Linked DNA regions of Homo sapiens: regions 2, 3 and 4 are each linked to region 1. A link is a contact called in ENCODE Hi-C data. All regions are on one chromosome and are shown on one strand. The core of a region is the stretch at or near the end of the contact, and the rest is flanking DNA. Distances in the headings are between cores, read along the strand shown.

Region 1 (3,734 bases), core at 415-2,914:
ATGGCCTGTAATCCCAGCTACTCGGGAGACTGAGGCAGGAGAATTGCTTGAACCCAGGAGGCAGAGGTTGCAATGAGCTGAGATTGTGCCACTGCACTCCAACCTGGGCAACAGAGCGAGACCCTGTCTCCACCCCCCGGCAGATAAAAAAGCAATATATAAATATATATACATTGTAGAACATTTGTAAATCTTTTTAAATATAAAAAATAAAATTTAAGAACCACTCACAATCCATTATTTTTTATTTTTTGGTACTACTCTATATTTTTAGAATTAAAGGAAAATGATATACAATATGTGTTATTTTTAAAATTGTAATTCAAAGATAACTACTGCTAAATTTTATTTTTAAAATTTGCCCTGCTTTCTGGAGACATTGCTAAATGTTTAGTACAATTTTTTTCTATTTTTCTATGCATGTCTATATGCATTTGGAATATATACGGTTTTATTTACTTATTTATTTTTGAGACAGAGTCTTGCTCTGTTGCAGCCCAGGCTGGAGTGCAGGAGCATGATCTCAGCTCACTGCAACCTCCGCCTGGTAGAGTTAAGCGATTCTCCTGCTTCAGCCTCCCCAGTAGCTGGGATTACAGGCACGCGTCACCACGCCCCACTAATTTTGTATTTTTATAGTAGAGATGGGGTTCACCATGTTGGCCATGGCTGGTCTCGAACTCCTGACCTCAAGTGATCTACCTGTCTTGGCCTCCCAAAGTGTTGGGATTACACGTGTGAGCCACGGCACCTGGCTCTATATACTGTTTATTTAGTGTCATATCCTGAATTCTCTGCTTACGTGTCCTGTGAAGTCTTAAGCATCATTTTTGATGCCTTCATGATAGTGCATTTAACCAATCCCTCATTATGGATATCCAAGTCATTTCCTTTTTGCTTTATATTATAAATATCACAGTGATAAGCGTAGCTGCCCAGGTATTTTTATCTGTGCTTCCTATTTCCTTAGGATAGAGTCCAGAAGTGGAATTACTGGATCAAAGGGTATAAAGCTCTCTAAGTTTCTTGAAACAGTGCCAAAATATTTTGTAGAAAAGTTTTCACCAATTTACACTGAAGGTCAGTATCTTTCAATGAGTTTTGTAACTGTCTCTGAGAGAAGAGGGGAAACAGCCCGGCAAGCTTGGAAAGCTCGGAAGGCCGTCCCTGCAGTTGTGTGGCCCCTCTAGAGGGAGGTGGGAAAGGCATGGGGATTCCTCCTGCAGTGCTGCCTCCGTTTCCCCTCCGCCGGTAGGGCCACCGTCCTGTTTCCTAATCCTTCGAGTTTTTCATTTTTTAAGATCCCCGGAGAAAAAGTGGCCCAGGGTTGGACGATGTTAGTTGTAAAGGTGGTGGTGGGGGTGGGGGAATCCTTATGTTTGAGCAAATGTAAGAGTTGTTCAGCAAGAACCCAACACTTGGAGATTGTTAACAGAAACATCTGCCTATTCCAACGTGAGTTTCAGAGATGGTGAAAATCACGGGAGAGAGTTGGGTAGGAGTTGGAGAAGGCATTGCAAGCTTTCCCCTTCAGCTAGACAGCTGCAGCCCCTTTAAGGGCAAATGCGGGACCTGGTCCTTTAAATCTGTGTCAGTTTCCCCTGACGTCAGCGGGCGGGCCAGCAGCCCTGCTGTTTATCGCCCAGCGGCGCAGCTCACTTTTCAGTGTTCGTGCGTCGGGACGGCGCGTCCGCCCGCCCTTAAAGGGCCCGCACCTCGGAAAACTCGCAGCCCAGCACGGCGTCGGGTAGCTACCACCTATCACGCCCCTCACTCTGCGACTCGCCTTCCTCCGCGGCCAGCCCCCGCCGCCGGCTCTTCCTCCCTCCCCTTTCCCGGCGTCTCCAGGCTCCCGGCAACCAGCCGCCCTCCTTCTCACGGCCCTGGCCCGGGGCTCCAGGGTCTCAGGTCGTACTCAGCCCCTCGCGAGCTGGGACCCCTTCCCGTAGCCAGCATCCCCTCCCTCCCCGCCCCCTCCCGGCCGCCCCCTCCCCTGCGGGGACCCTGGGAGCCTCTTCGGGGCTCTTGGGAGGGGACATTTCCTAATCTCAGGCCGGGGTTAAAGTTCTGGTCCTGGTGAGATGCTGGAAGCTGCGGCCGCAGCCGCAACCCGTCCCGGAGGTGTCCTGTCTCCTGTCGCCGCCGCCGCCGCCACCACCGCTGCCACTGCCGCCCTGCCGGGGCCATGTTCGCTCTGGGCTTGCCCTTCTTGGTGCTCTTGGTGGCCTCGGTCGAGAGCCATCTGGGGGTTCTGGGGCCCAAGAACGTCTCGCAGAAAGACGCCGAGTTTGAGCGCACCTACGTGGACGAGGTCAACAGCGAGCTGGTCAACATCTACACCTTCAACCATACTGTGACCCGCAACAGGGTGAGGGCTGGGGGCTTAGGGGCCAGAGGCGAGTGGGGAAGCCGACGAGGGCTAGGCGATTCTGCCGCCCCGCTACCCTTTTGGGAGGCCCCAGGAACGAGCTGTCCTGCTAGGTTCCCAGTTCCCAGAACCACACTGGAGCCTCTTGACCAGTCCTCCTTCCTTTGCCACCAATGTTTCTCTGAAGCTCCAGCTGGGCAGTTTTTGAAGTTGGCTCATTCCCATCTTCTCTTCCGCCCCCATTCTTCCATCAGTTGTGGTCTGAGCACACATGGCTTGCTCTCTACCCTAAACCCCAGAATCTGACAGCTCTGTGGGGTCTCGGTGGGAGAGGAAACAGGCTTATTACTGGGCTTGCCCAGAAAACCTCAGGGGAATGAGACTGGCCCAGAACTGAAAAGCTCTGTGCAGGCAAGTTACATCTCAGACTCCCCAGGGAGATGAATGCAGGGCTTCCCAGCCCTCTTCCTGCCTGGGAGAGCCAGCTGGCCTTGTAAATTGAGGGTGACAGAGGTTTTATAAGGCCAACTGCAAGTTGGGTGGGAAGAGAAGGGGAATTTGTCCACTGTGAAAAATCCACTTCACCCTGACTTCTCTTTGGTTTCTTCACCAGCTGTGAGTCCCTGAGTTGAAATAGACACAGCTAGTGTGGGAAGTCTAGACCCCAGGCAGAGCTGAGATTGGGAGAATTCTTGCAACCTGGCTGTGTGGTCTCGTGCCCGGGTCTCTTGCTCTCTCTCCATGACTGCCGTTTACTGAGAAGCAATGGAGTTGAGAATGGGGAATCTGATTTTTTTTCAGAACGGGGAGTGGTTTGGTTTCTGTGGCAGGCCAGGATCTGCCCCCAGTGCCTGGTTCTCTGAAGTTTGATCTCTTTCTGCTTAGAGTCCTTTCTTCCTTTTTTCCCATATCTAAAGGCACTGGAGAGCTGTGGTTTTTACTCTTTTGGGAAATGCTGCCCTAGGGCTTGGGTTTCAGCAGCCCAATAACAAGCATTCCAAGATCGATTTGGTTTTATTTTTCCTTTAAGCTCCCATTGTTTATATATGTTCCTTCATAGCTCCAAGGGTGAAGATCACTTTATCTTTTTTTTTTTTTTTTTTTTTTTGAGACCAGTCTCACTCTGTTGCCCAGGCTGAAGTGCAGTTTTGTGATCTCAGCTCACTGCAACCTCCGCCTTCCCGGTTCAAGCGATTCTCCTGCCTCAGCCTCCCAAGTAGTTGAGATTACAGGCGCCTGCCACCATACCCAGCTAATTTTTGTATTTTTAGTAGAGATGGGGCTTCACCATGTTGGCCAGGCTGGTCTCAAACTCCTGACCTCAGATGATCCTCCTGCCTTGGCCTCCCAAAGTGCTACAAGCGTG
Region 2 (3,734 bases), core at 427-2,926, 1.4 Mb after region 1:
GGGTAAGTCACTTAAACTTTTCACCATTTTCTTCATATACAAAATGGACATGAGCACAACTGCCCTGCTTCCAGTGCATGTTTTTTTAAAGATATAATTTACAAATCATAAAAATTCACCTTTTAAAATTATACAATTTAGTGGTTTTTAGTATATTTGCCTCTATCTAGTTCCAGAACTATTTTTTTTTTAAGAGTCTAAGTCTCACAATTTGCACAGGCTGACCTTTAACCCCTGGTCTCAAGCCATCCTCCCAACTCAGCCTCCCAAGTAGCTGGGACTCTAGGATCATGCCACCATGCCTGGCTTAATTCCAGAATGTTTTAATTATTCCAGAAATAAATCTTACACTAATTAACTGTCACTCTCTATTCCTACCCTTCCTGAGCCCCTGGAAATCACTAAGCTAGTTTCTGTCTCTGTGGATTTTCTTCTATTCTGGATCTTTCGTATTAATGGAATCATATATGAGTGCCCCATTGTATCCGTCTTTTTTCACATAATATTCTCAAGGTTCATCCATATTGTAGCATGTCAGTACTTTATTCCTTTTTGTGACTAAATAATATTCCATTGCATATATATGCCACATCTATTGATGAATGGATTTGTTTGGATTGTCTCCACTTTTTGGCTACTATGAATAATGCTGCTATGAACATTAGAGTACACATTTTTGTGTTGACATATATTCAGTTCTCCTGGGTATGTACCTATGAGTGGAATTGCTCAGTCATGTGGTAATTTTGTTTAACTTTTTGAGGAACTGCCAAACTCTTTTCCAACGTGGCTGCACTATTTTACATTCATCCTCACCAACAATTATTATGATAGCCATCCTAGTGAGTGTGAAATGACGTCTCACCACGGGTCTGATTTCCATTTCCCTAAGGATATTCAACATTTCTTAATGTGCATATTAGCCATTTATATATCTTCTTTGGACACATATCTATTCAAATCTTTTGCTCATTTTAATTTTGTGTTTTCTACTCCCTCCATTTTGCAGATGAAGCCCATTTTTAGACAGGAATACTGTATTTGTCTTTTTATTGCTGAGTTATAAGAGTTCTTAGGCCAGGCGCGGTGGCTGACGCCTGTAATCCCAACATTGGGAGGCTGAGGCGGGCGGATCACTTGGGGTCAGAAGTTTGAGGCTAGCCTGGCCGACATGGTGAAACCCCGTCTCAACTAAAAATACAAAAAACAGCCGAGCGTGGTGTGGCGCGTGCCTGTAATCCCAGCTACTCCGGAGGCTGAGGCAGAAGAATCGCTTGAACCTGGGAAGTGGAGGTTGCAGTGAGCCGAGATCACGCCATTGCACTCCAGCCTGGGCGACAGAGTGAGACTCCATCTCAAAAAAAAAAAAAAAAAGTTCTTTATATATTCCGGATACTGGTCTTTTAGGCACACAGGTTATCCTGTATATTAAATAATAGTGGCTGTGCCAGCGGCTTGTTAAACTGTAAGATGTGACGCAAAATAAATGAAGGCGATGACAGTGAAAGGGGAGAGATACGAGGTTCCACAGCTGGAGGGTGAACGCCCCCTACACCTCCTGGGCTTAATCGTAACCGGAGCGGGGTACCCTCAATTTCCCCAGCCCACAGGCCCCGCCCCCCCCCCCGCCCTTTGACCTGCGCCGCTTCCGGTTGAAGACGTGGCTTGGGGCCGCCATCTTGGCAAGAGGCGAAGCGGCAGCGGTTCCTGTCAAGGGGGCAGCAGGTCCAGAGCTGCTGGTGCTCCCGTTCCCCAGACCCTACCCCTATCCCCAGTGGAGCCGGAGTGCGGGCGCGCCCCACCACCGCCCTCACCATGGTAAGATCCGAGCCAGGACCCGAACTCCTGGGGTCCGAGCCTCACCGTCTCTCCTTGTCGGCGGGCCTGGGGCAGGGGCCGGAGGAGCCCCGCCCTGAGGGTCTAGGGCAGAGTGCTTTTGCTCCGGGCTCGGGGAGCAGTGTGGCCTCCTGTGCCCGGTCTCCTGGAGATCCGATGGAGCTGACTCCAGTCCATCTGTCGTCGTGCCCGCTTCCGCACCACCCCCCAACCAGCTGGACTCCCTCGTTTGCTGGGACCTGCCCCTGAGACGGCCCGGCGTTTTTGCTCTGCGAGAACTTCGTGGTGGTGGTGCGGGTCCCAGGCTGCGGACCTCGGAACTGATGCTGTCCCGCCGGTTCCCTGGCGCTTAGGCTCAGCAGGCTGGGCCTGTCTCCGGAGGTTCTGGTCCTTCTGTTAATCAGAGCTTGTCTCCCACCCCCGGTGTTTGCTAGGCCGTTGATAACTCGAAATGCAAATCCACTGGTGTCCAGAAATTTTTCTTTTTGTTCAGAAGGGGGAAATGGAGACACAGAGCGGAAAGGAGTAACTTCTAACACTAATGTATAGGACCCAAGTGTCTCTGAAACCTTCCACTACTTCCGCAGAACTCACTTGTGTCCATTTGTTAGTGTGACTCGGGGTACATACACTGTGTAGACCACTGGGAAAATGTGAGCAGGTTCCAGAGAACACAGGGTTTGCCTTCAAGGAACTTATTGTCCAGGTGAAGAAAAATGTGTATGTGGCATGTCGTAGTCAGATGTCTCACAGGAGGTGGAGTAAGAGGGATGGGTTAGCCTCCGAGACCAGTTACTTGCCTTCCCATGCGTTATCTTTGTATACTCATCTGTTACAAGGATGAGAAAGGTTAATGTGGTTGAGGATGGAGGAAATCAGAACTGCTGACATCACTCAATCTTCCTTTATCGCTGTGATTTGTGGATATTCATGAAGTAGTAGACATTCTTTGGTTTCAAAAAAGCTAGTAATTTATTTTTCAGTGCACCTTATGTCCTTTAGTCTTTTGAAGGATGTTCTGTTCTGTTCTTTTTTATTCTTTTGTCAATAGATAACTTGATTTAAAACATCGTCCAGTGTACCTGAGAGATGGCAGAATGTAATTTGGTGGCAATCCTAATAAGTTCTATTGACAACCCTTTAGATAAGAACTTGGATAATGGGGGGAATTCATGCTTGGACTTTAGGCCACTGAACAGCTTTTCTCAGCCTCAGGTATATAAATTGCATCAAACAGGTTTGCCTCCTAAAATTTTTGTGTTGGACACAAAATTTCCAGAAACTTGTATTTTCAGTTTCTCCAGGAGGTTCTGTATTTGGTTAGTGATTTTGAAACTCAGTTCCCGTTTACACCCTGGAATTAATAATGCATTTTAGAGCATATTTTTATTTTAATAGTAAAGTTAAGGTCTTGTATTATATAAACCAGATAAAGGTAATCTTTCTAAAAATATTCTTTGTTAAAAGGTTCTTGGAACTTAGTATTTTTAATTCATTGATAACTGAGGGATGGTAAAGCCCTACGTGATATATATAAAATATAACTTTTGCATGCTATTTTGACATGTGTACGTATACATAGAGTTGTGTCACATATTTCTGAATTATTTGGGACTTAACATGATCCAGATACCCACAGATTTGTGTACTCTGGAGAACAATTTATCTCAGTACATTCTGCTCTGTAGAGTGTTAAGACATTGGTATGATTTCTGTGTAATGTTTTTGGGTCCTGCTCCTTTACAAACAGATCCCTGGACAGTAGAAATGTCCAGATAGGGTGAAATTTTTATCTAAAAGTTGTATCAAAATTTCCAGCGTTTATTTTAGCTCAACATTTCATTATGAAATTTTCCAACATCTGGAAAAGTTGAAAGAACTTTGTAGTGAATACCCAT
Region 3 (3,734 bases), core at 400-2,899, 1.4 Mb after region 1:
CCAAAGATGAGGCTAATGTGAAGGTATAAACCACGGAAACCTAGTACTACTTGACTGTTAGGAGCAGTGGTGACACAGGTGCTCCCAGAACCAGCAATGCCAGGCTAGGGAGTTTTGAGTCCACTCCAGGAACAATGGGAACCTCCCAGGAGCCCCTTATCCAGGCTTATCTGCCCCAGATCACTGGAGACAGCCTGCAGACCAAAACCCCAGAGAGATGCAGTGGTGATTCCAACTGGAGATTCCTCCAGACCAGCTCCTCCGAGGGAAACCAAGGAGTACTGCATTCTGAGCGCTTCTCCGGAGGCTCAGGCTCTTTGGGGGACTAGAGAACATGAGTGAATTGAAGCAGAGCCCGAAAGAAGCCAGCCTGGTGGACTTTAAGAAGGTGGCTGGCTGCCTGAAGTTCTGAGTTCAGAGTTCTGAGGCCCAACCCAAGTATTTTATGAGAATAATAACAATAAAAATGGTGCAGGCCAGCTCTGGCTCCAGGACCAAGGAAATTAGATACATGGAGATAACCAAAGAATGATGAAAGGCAATCAGTCCAGGATACAGGGGAGAGAGAAGGTGTTCTAAAGAAAGCAATGGAAAAGAGAAAACGGCCCTCAAAAGGAAAACAATGAGAAACTGTCTTGATTGTACTTGTAAGAAATGATTGTGCGGTTAATATTATTTTTTGAACCCTGACATTCAGAGTCAGTCACCTGGCACATAGTGGATGCTTAATAACAGGTGTGGAATAAATTGGCTGCTACTTGCCCGGGCAGTGGGCCAGACTCATAAACATAGTGGCCATTCAGAATCCTGCAACGTTCATGTTTTCGTGTATTAGCGGTGGAAAATAATAGGAACAAGGCGAGACCTGGACTTCAGTCCCAGCTCTGCCACTAAGTGGCTTGGCTGTAGAGCTTAACTCTTCCACAGTCTTCATCTGTGTAATGGGAATAACGATCCGTACCTCTAGCAGGTGCGAGGCGGGTTGTAAATGGCCACGCCCGGGAGCCGCAAGAACCACGGTGATCCGCGCGGCCGCAGGTGGGCTGGGGCTCGGGCAAGGCCGCCCTGGCCTCCGCTGACCCCCGCCCCGCCCGTCTCGTCGGTCCCGCAGGCGCCCTGGAGGATCTGGAACGCGCGGTGGAGCTGAGCGGCGGCCGGGGCCGCGCCGCCCGCCAGAGCTTTGTGCAGCGCGGACTCCTGGCGCGGCTGCAGGGCCGAGACGACGACGCCCGCAGGGACTTCGAGAGGGCGGCACGGCTGGGCAGCCCCTTCGCGCGGCGCCAGCTGGTGCTGCTCAACCCCTACGCCGCGCTGTGCAACCGCATGCTGGCCGACATGATGGGGCAGCTGCGCCGCCCCCGTGACAGCCGCTGAGCGCCGCGGACCCGGGCGTCCGCGGGCGAGGGGACGGGACTGGGCCCTGAACCAATAAAGCCGTCGGGCCTCACCGACTCCGCCTGCTCCTGCGTCCTGCCCGCGCCCGGAGAGAAGGGCACTCGGGGGTACTCGGCGCGGGCTGGGGACCAGCCGGGGGGTGGTGAGCCGCGGCCGCCCACCTGCCGGGTAAGGGCCCCTCGGGCCCGTGGTCGGGCATCGATTGGCCCCGCCTGGCGCAGCCCCCGCCCCTGCAGCGGACTGCGGTGCTCATCAGACCTGAGCAGTTGCTCCGGCGGCGCTCGGGGAGGGAGCCAGGTGAGCCGCCCCGGTGGCGGGGGGCGGGGGCGGGATGCTCGGCGACCCCACCCTCCGACCCTCTCCTCTTCCGCCGACATCCACCGGAGCCACCAACATCAGGAAAGGGGGCGTAGGGCGAGGGATGGGAGAGAGAACAGGGCAGGAGAGAGGATGGGAACAGGGCAGGAGAGAGAATAGGATTAGGAGAAAGGCGATCCCTTTGGGGGAGGGGCGCGTGGAGTATGTGTGTGAGTGTGCGTGTGTGCAAGGTGTGGTTGCACGGATGCTCGTTGCTTCTGCGTATCTGCGGGTGTGTGCCTCTTTGTATTGTAGCCTGGAGTCAGTGCTCGCTTCTGCGCCTGCAGGATGTCCATGTGTCTGCTGGGTGGGTCTGTGCCTTTGGGCTTTGCCGTTCGTGTCCGTGCCTTCGCCACTGGGGGCTGGTCTACATTTGCGTTTCCGTACATGGTTCTTTTTGTTTCTGGAGAGTAAATTCCTGGAGCAATTGCTAGGCCTGCCTGCTGTCACCTGGCTGACAGGCCCGCCCCCTTCTCTCAGCAGCCTAGGGCCTAGGCCCGGGCCACCATGGCGCTGCCTCCAGGCCCAGCCGCCCTCCGGCACACACTGCTGCTCCTGCCAGCCCTTCTGAGCTCAGGTACACCCCTGTTCAGTCGTTGACCAAGTCCTTCTGGGTTCCAAAGCCCCCTCTCTCCCCTGTCTGCACTTCTGTTTGGGTACCCACTCCAGGCCCCAAGCCCTGGAGTCCCTGTCCCCTTCACCCACCTACCCTAGGTCCAACCAGCCAGTCCCTGGTGAGAGGACTCAGGTGCCCTTTCCTTTGGCCTGCTGCTCTTCTCACTGGGCCAATTCCTGGTCACAGCACAGTACCAACCGTGCCTGAGCCCTTCCCAGAGGCCTCCTGCTGTGTTCCAGGTTGGGGGGAGTTGGAGCCACAAATAGATGGTCAGACCTGGGCTGAGCGGGCACTTCGGGAGAATGAACGCCACGCCTTCACCTGCCGGGTGGCAGGGGGGCCTGGCACCCCCAGATTGGCCTGGTATCTGGATGGACAGCTGCAGGAGGCCAGCACCTCAAGACTGCTGAGCGTGGGAGGGGAGGCCTTCTCTGGAGGCACCAGCACCTTCACTGTCACTGCCCATCGGGCCCAGCATGAGCTCAACTGCTCTCTGCAGGACCCCAGAAGTGGCCGATCAGCCAACGCCTCTGTCATCCTTAATGTGCAATGTGAGTGGCCCTGAGGTGGGCAGGGAGATAGGTTCTTTGCCCAGGGACCCCCAGCACCCACCAGGCAGGTGGTCCGCAGGACATTTAGCAGACACTTAAGCACTTTGCAAATATGAACTCATTTGATCCTCTGAGTAACCCCATGAGGTCATTACTATTGTCGTCACCATTTTACAAATAAGAAAACTGAGGCAGAAAGAGGTAAGCAATCTGCCCAGGGTGATGATCCCGCTGGTAAGAAGCAGAGCCAGGATTCACATCTGGGCATTTGGCTCTAGTATTTACACTCATAATCACTCCGAAATGCTGCCTCTCTGGCAGACCCAGCCATCCTGTTCCTCAGCATCCCCTCTGAGGAGAGGCCCAGGCCCCTGGCTCCCATCTGGGTTTGGGAAGAAAGGGCTAGAAGTATGAGGGGCTGTGGTGAGAGCATATTGGCCTCTGCTTTGTACCAGTCAAGCCAGAGATTGCCCAAGTCGGCGCCAAGTACCAGGAAGCTCAGGGCCCAGGCCTCCTGGTTGTCCTGTTTGCCCTGGTGCGTGCCAACCCGCCGGCCAATGTCACCTGGATCGACCAGGATGGGCCAGTGACTGTCAACACCTCTGACTTCCTGGTGCTGGATGCGCAGAACTACCCCTGGCTCACCAACCACACGGTGCAGCTGCAGCTCCGCAGCCTGGCACACAACCTCTCGGTGGTGGCCACCAATGACGTGGGTGTCACCAGTGCGTCGCTTCCAGCCCCAGGTGAGCATGGCCAGCAAGCGGCCCTGCAAAGCTTCAGGTGGGCTCAGGGGTCCCGTCCCCATACAGAAA
Region 4 (3,734 bases), core at 660-3,159, 1.2 Mb after region 1:
CTTTGGCCTCCTTCCTCAAATTCCTTCTCATACCCCCCTCCCATTGACCCCTCACAGTCCGATGACTTTGCCTTCATTTTGCTGGGAAGATAAAGACTTCAGAGACTTTGAAGACTTTCAGACCTCTCTCCCATAATCACATCTGTGGAAAAGGCCCCATAGATCCCTGGCTAGTTCTCTTTTCCTGCCTCATCAGGGCTCTTGTCAATATCCCTTTTTATCAGGCAGGATGGCCTGTGCCTGTAATCCCAGAGCTAAGCAAGAGGCTGAAGTGGGATGATCTCTTGAGGCCAGGAGTTTCAGGCCAGCCTGGGCAATGTGGCAAGACCCCATCTCTAAATAAATAAATGACTGCCTCTTCTCTGTCTTCAATTTCTCCCCTGAGTTCCACATCCCCCTTTGGTTTTCTGACTTGTAATCCTTTACAGCCATATTTCTTCACCATTCACCCTGGATTCTATCCTAATTTTTTGAAAAGGCGCTAGTTAGTTAAAGATTGCCATATTGCTAAATTAACTTTCCCATCCTTAATTTGACTTTTCTGCAGTATCTAGGGCAGCAGAATCACTCCTTCATTGAAAAGTTCTTAGTTCCTTGATTACACTTCTAATTTTTCTTTCCATCTCTCTAACCATTCCAAAAATCGGAGATTTACTTCTGCTCAGACTTCCCCAGGTTACATTACTTATAGTTCTGTTCCTCTCATCAAATGCCACTTCCCTACATACATCTTTTCCTCCTCATATTAAACTATGAAGTTTCAGCCCTCTGTAGTATACAGCTGTTCTCTTACACATCGGCTCAAGGATCTTTTCTAGGAAGTATGCTGAAATCAGCACCATGCCTAATCTGATGGAATGCCCCCTCTCTGAGTATACATTGCAACTTCAGATCTCAACTCTGCCACTTCCAAACTGTGTGGCCATTTTTCAAGCCCAGTCTCAATGGGGACAATGCCTTACAGGCTTTCTTTAAATTCCAAAATGCCTGGCATAGTGTGGGCGTTCAATACAGGTGATTTTTTCCTCACATCTGCACAGCTCCTTGTGGTTAACTAGGGAATTAGGGGAAATGGATTCCAATCGTGATACAGCACTTTGGGGAGATTGGGATTACAAAAAATCAACTTTAAAAGGGCTATGGGGCCAGGCGCGGTGATTCACGCCTGTAATCCCAGCACCAAGGCGGGTGGATCACTTGAAGCTAGGAGTTCGAGACCAGCCTGGCCAACATGGTGAAACACCGTCTCTACTAAAAGTACAAAAATTAGCCAGGCGTGGTGGCGGGCGCCTGTAGTCCCATCTACTAGGGAGACTGAGGCACAACAATCGCTGGAACCCGGGGGACAGAGGTTGCAGTGAGCCGAAGTCGTGCCACTGCACTTCAGCCTGGGCGACAGAGCGAGACTGTCTCAAATAAAAAGGGCTATGGGTTGAGCCTGGTGACAGCCTGTGTGGTGATTGCTCGGCCCCTAACTTTATATGTTTGGCCTTGGACCCTCTCTACCTCTGTACAACGATCGTGTTGGACTAGAAGAATCTCAGCGAATCCTTCTCCAGTACTGACTTCAAAGGTTCTCAGAATCGCGGCGAAAGCACCCTACGCAAAATAGCGGAGGTCGGCGCCAAGAAAAGCACTGCAGGTTCAGGGCGCATGCGCATTTCCGCTCCTTGCCGGTTTTCCGGACCTCTACGAGTGGCTGCCCCACAAAATGCCTGCTTCTCTGCGGAATCCTACTGTTCTTCACATGCTCTCTAATACCATCTTTTCATATCCACTTTCTCTTCCATGTTGAAAAATTAAATTGACAGGCTGGATTCTGCAAAGATCTTTGGACATTTAAGTATCTTCGACCGGCGCGAAAAGAGGCGGCCTGACCTTGGAAGTGGGACGGGGTCCTGCAGCGGGTCCTTCCGGCGGGTGACATTCAGCCGGCGGTTCGGGGCGACGGACTCTCCATTCCAGAACCATGGCCCAATTTGTCCGTAACCTTGTGGAGAAGACCCCGGCGCTGGTGAACGGTGAGCGCGATGTGAGACCGCCGAGGCGGGCACACGGGCGGCAGGGAGGCCTGCGATGGCCTGAGAGGAAGAAGCGGGCTGCGAAGACCCGAGGGGCCTGCGGGTGCCGGGGCGGGATGGCCTGCAGGTGGAGGGAGCAGGAAGCAGGTTGGCGACTCTTTTCTAGCCTTCCACTCGTCTGACCTGCAGATTGGGTTCTCTACACAACCTAGAAGTTCCTGAATTCTAACCACGACTGGGAAGAGAGGTAGTGTGAAGGAAGCCCGGCGTTGCCCGGCAGCTGCAACCATTACGCCCCCTGAGATCGCTAAGAGCAGGGATCTAGAGGGGATGGTTCTGTTAGGAGAGCTAAGAAAAGGAAGGGCAGAAACGTGAAAGTAAATCAATTCGGCCTCATTACATGTGGTGTTGTTCTCAGTGGAGTATTTGGAAGTCAACAGAAATGTTTAAGGATGGGTGAGCTTTTTTGAACGTTGACTTTGCTTTCTGTCCTAGACGGATTCTAAGATACTTCCGCTTTAATCCGAGGGAAATTTTAGGTGGAAATGGACTTCATGGATGAGTATCCATGCCCCGAGAAGCATAGGACGGGATCCGTATAAACAATAATCTTTGTTACGAAGCTTAGCATTCGTGGAATTTTTTCAGCTTGAAGAGCCTCACTGGTAGACCGCTGTATTTCACAACAACCCTGAATAATCACAGCCTCTGAGTACTAGTTTATTTGGCCAGTAAATATTTCAGTTGTCTTCTCAGTGGCAAGCTATTCATTTTATTCCTGAAGTGAGATAAGCTAAATTGACGTAAGTTTTTCCTAGATGTGCTGTATTCCAGTAAGTGACTGAAGGTCGGATCTCTTAACTTTTGCCTACGTTTATGAAATGTGAATAGAAAGCAGAACTTCAAAAAAAATGTAATACTTTCTAGCCTATTTTGCTGTGTTTGAGTTTGGTTTGGGTATTTTCTTTTTCTTTCTTTCTTTTTTTTTTTTTTTTTTCCTAGAAGACAGGGACTCACTCTGTCGCCCAGGCTGGAGTGCAGTGCAGATCACAGCTCACTGCAGCCTCCACCTCCTAGGCTCAAGCGATCCTCCCACCTCAGCCTCCTGAGTAGCTGGGATCACAGGCACGCACCACCACACCCAGCTAATTTTTGTATGTTTTAAGAGACGGGATTTCACCATGTTGCCCAGGCTAGTCTCTTAACTCCTGGGCTCAAGGGATCCTCCCGCCTCGGTCTCCTAAAGTGCCAGAGTTACAGGTGTGAGCCACAGCGCCAGCCGGGTAATTTATCCATTCTCTCCTCCCTTCCCTCCATCACCAGCCAAACTATGAGTTATTGAAGGCTGTCCTGCAGAACCTCACAGCCTACTAGTGAAACATTTTACACATTTTCCCAAATAATTTCATAAGCTTGCAAGAAAATCTTTTACTTTACTAAGATTGTTAAGATACCTGTCATAGAGCTCTACAATTTTATATAAATCAAAAGAGATGGCCCTGCGGCGGTAGCTTACGCCTGTAATCTCAGCACTTTGGGAGGCCAAGGCGGGCAGATCACTTGAGGGCAGGAGTTCGAGACCAGCCTGGCCAACATAGTGAAACCCCATCTCTACAAAAAATACAAAAATTAGGCAGGCTTGGTGGTGCATGTCTGTAATCGCAGCTACTTGGGAGGCTGAGGCAGGAGAATCGCTTGAACCCCGGAGGCGGA

Evidence for each region. Hi-C counts contacts between places; a loop is a spot of excess contacts on that map. Pooled maps may share reads with other maps.
Region 2: a loop to region 1 is called in a pooled map, with 10 times the contacts of the local background. The contact joins the promoter of ARCN1 here to the promoter of SIDT2 in region 1. A Hi-C loop is called at or near these places in 5 of 50 pooled maps.
Region 3: a loop to region 1 is called in a pooled map, with 11 times the contacts of the local background. The contact joins the promoter of TMEM25 here to the promoter of SIDT2 in region 1. A Hi-C loop is called at or near these places in 6 of 50 pooled maps.
Region 4: a pooled map shows a loop between it and region 1 (8-fold over the local background). The contact joins the promoter of ATP5MG here to the promoter of SIDT2 in region 1. A Hi-C loop is called at or near these places in 4 of 50 pooled maps.

What each region holds. Positions count from the first base shown.
Region 1 is chr11:117,177,079-117,180,812 of GRCh38, forward strand. SIDT2 (SID1 transmembrane family member 2) reads left to right here and starts at 1,665. Exons shown (of 26, transcript NM_001040455.2): 1 at 1,665-2,368. The coding sequence starts at 2,186. It also overlaps a transcript of PAFAH1B2 not described here. RefSeq lists a silencer at 1,764-1,973 and an enhancer at 2,954-3,023.
Region 2 is chr11:118,570,733-118,574,466 of GRCh38, forward strand. ARCN1 (archain 1 coat protein complex I subunit delta) reads left to right here and starts at 1,677. Exons shown (of 10, transcript NM_001655.5): 1 at 1,677-1,818. The coding sequence starts at 1,816. It also overlaps a transcript of IFT46 not described here. RefSeq lists enhancers at 1,339-1,468, 1,979-2,058.
Region 3 is chr11:118,529,543-118,533,276 of GRCh38, forward strand. It overlaps TMEM25 (transmembrane protein 25), which reads left to right and starts at 1,650. Exons shown (of 9, transcript NM_032780.4): 1 at 1,650-1,692; 2 at 2,233-2,329; 3 at 2,608-2,919; 4 at 3,375-3,665. The coding sequence starts at 2,260. TTC36 (tetratricopeptide repeat domain 36) reads left to right here. Exons shown (of 3, transcript NM_001080441.4): 3 at 1,112-1,451. The coding sequence ends at 1,374. TTC36-AS1 (TTC36 and KMT2A antisense RNA 1) reads right to left here and starts at 1,233. Exons shown (of 3, transcript NR_120574.1): 1 at 962-1,233. RefSeq lists silencers at 112-406, 928-1,207, 1,328-1,767, 1,798-1,897.
Region 4 is chr11:118,399,697-118,403,430 of GRCh38, forward strand. ATP5MG (ATP synthase membrane subunit g) reads left to right here and starts at 1,910. Exons shown (of 3, transcript NM_006476.5): 1 at 1,910-2,021. The coding sequence starts at 1,970. All of the region lies in intron 3 of LOC100131626 (a long non-coding RNA gene), which reads right to left. RefSeq lists enhancers at 1,571-1,650, 1,771-2,634, 3,093-3,683.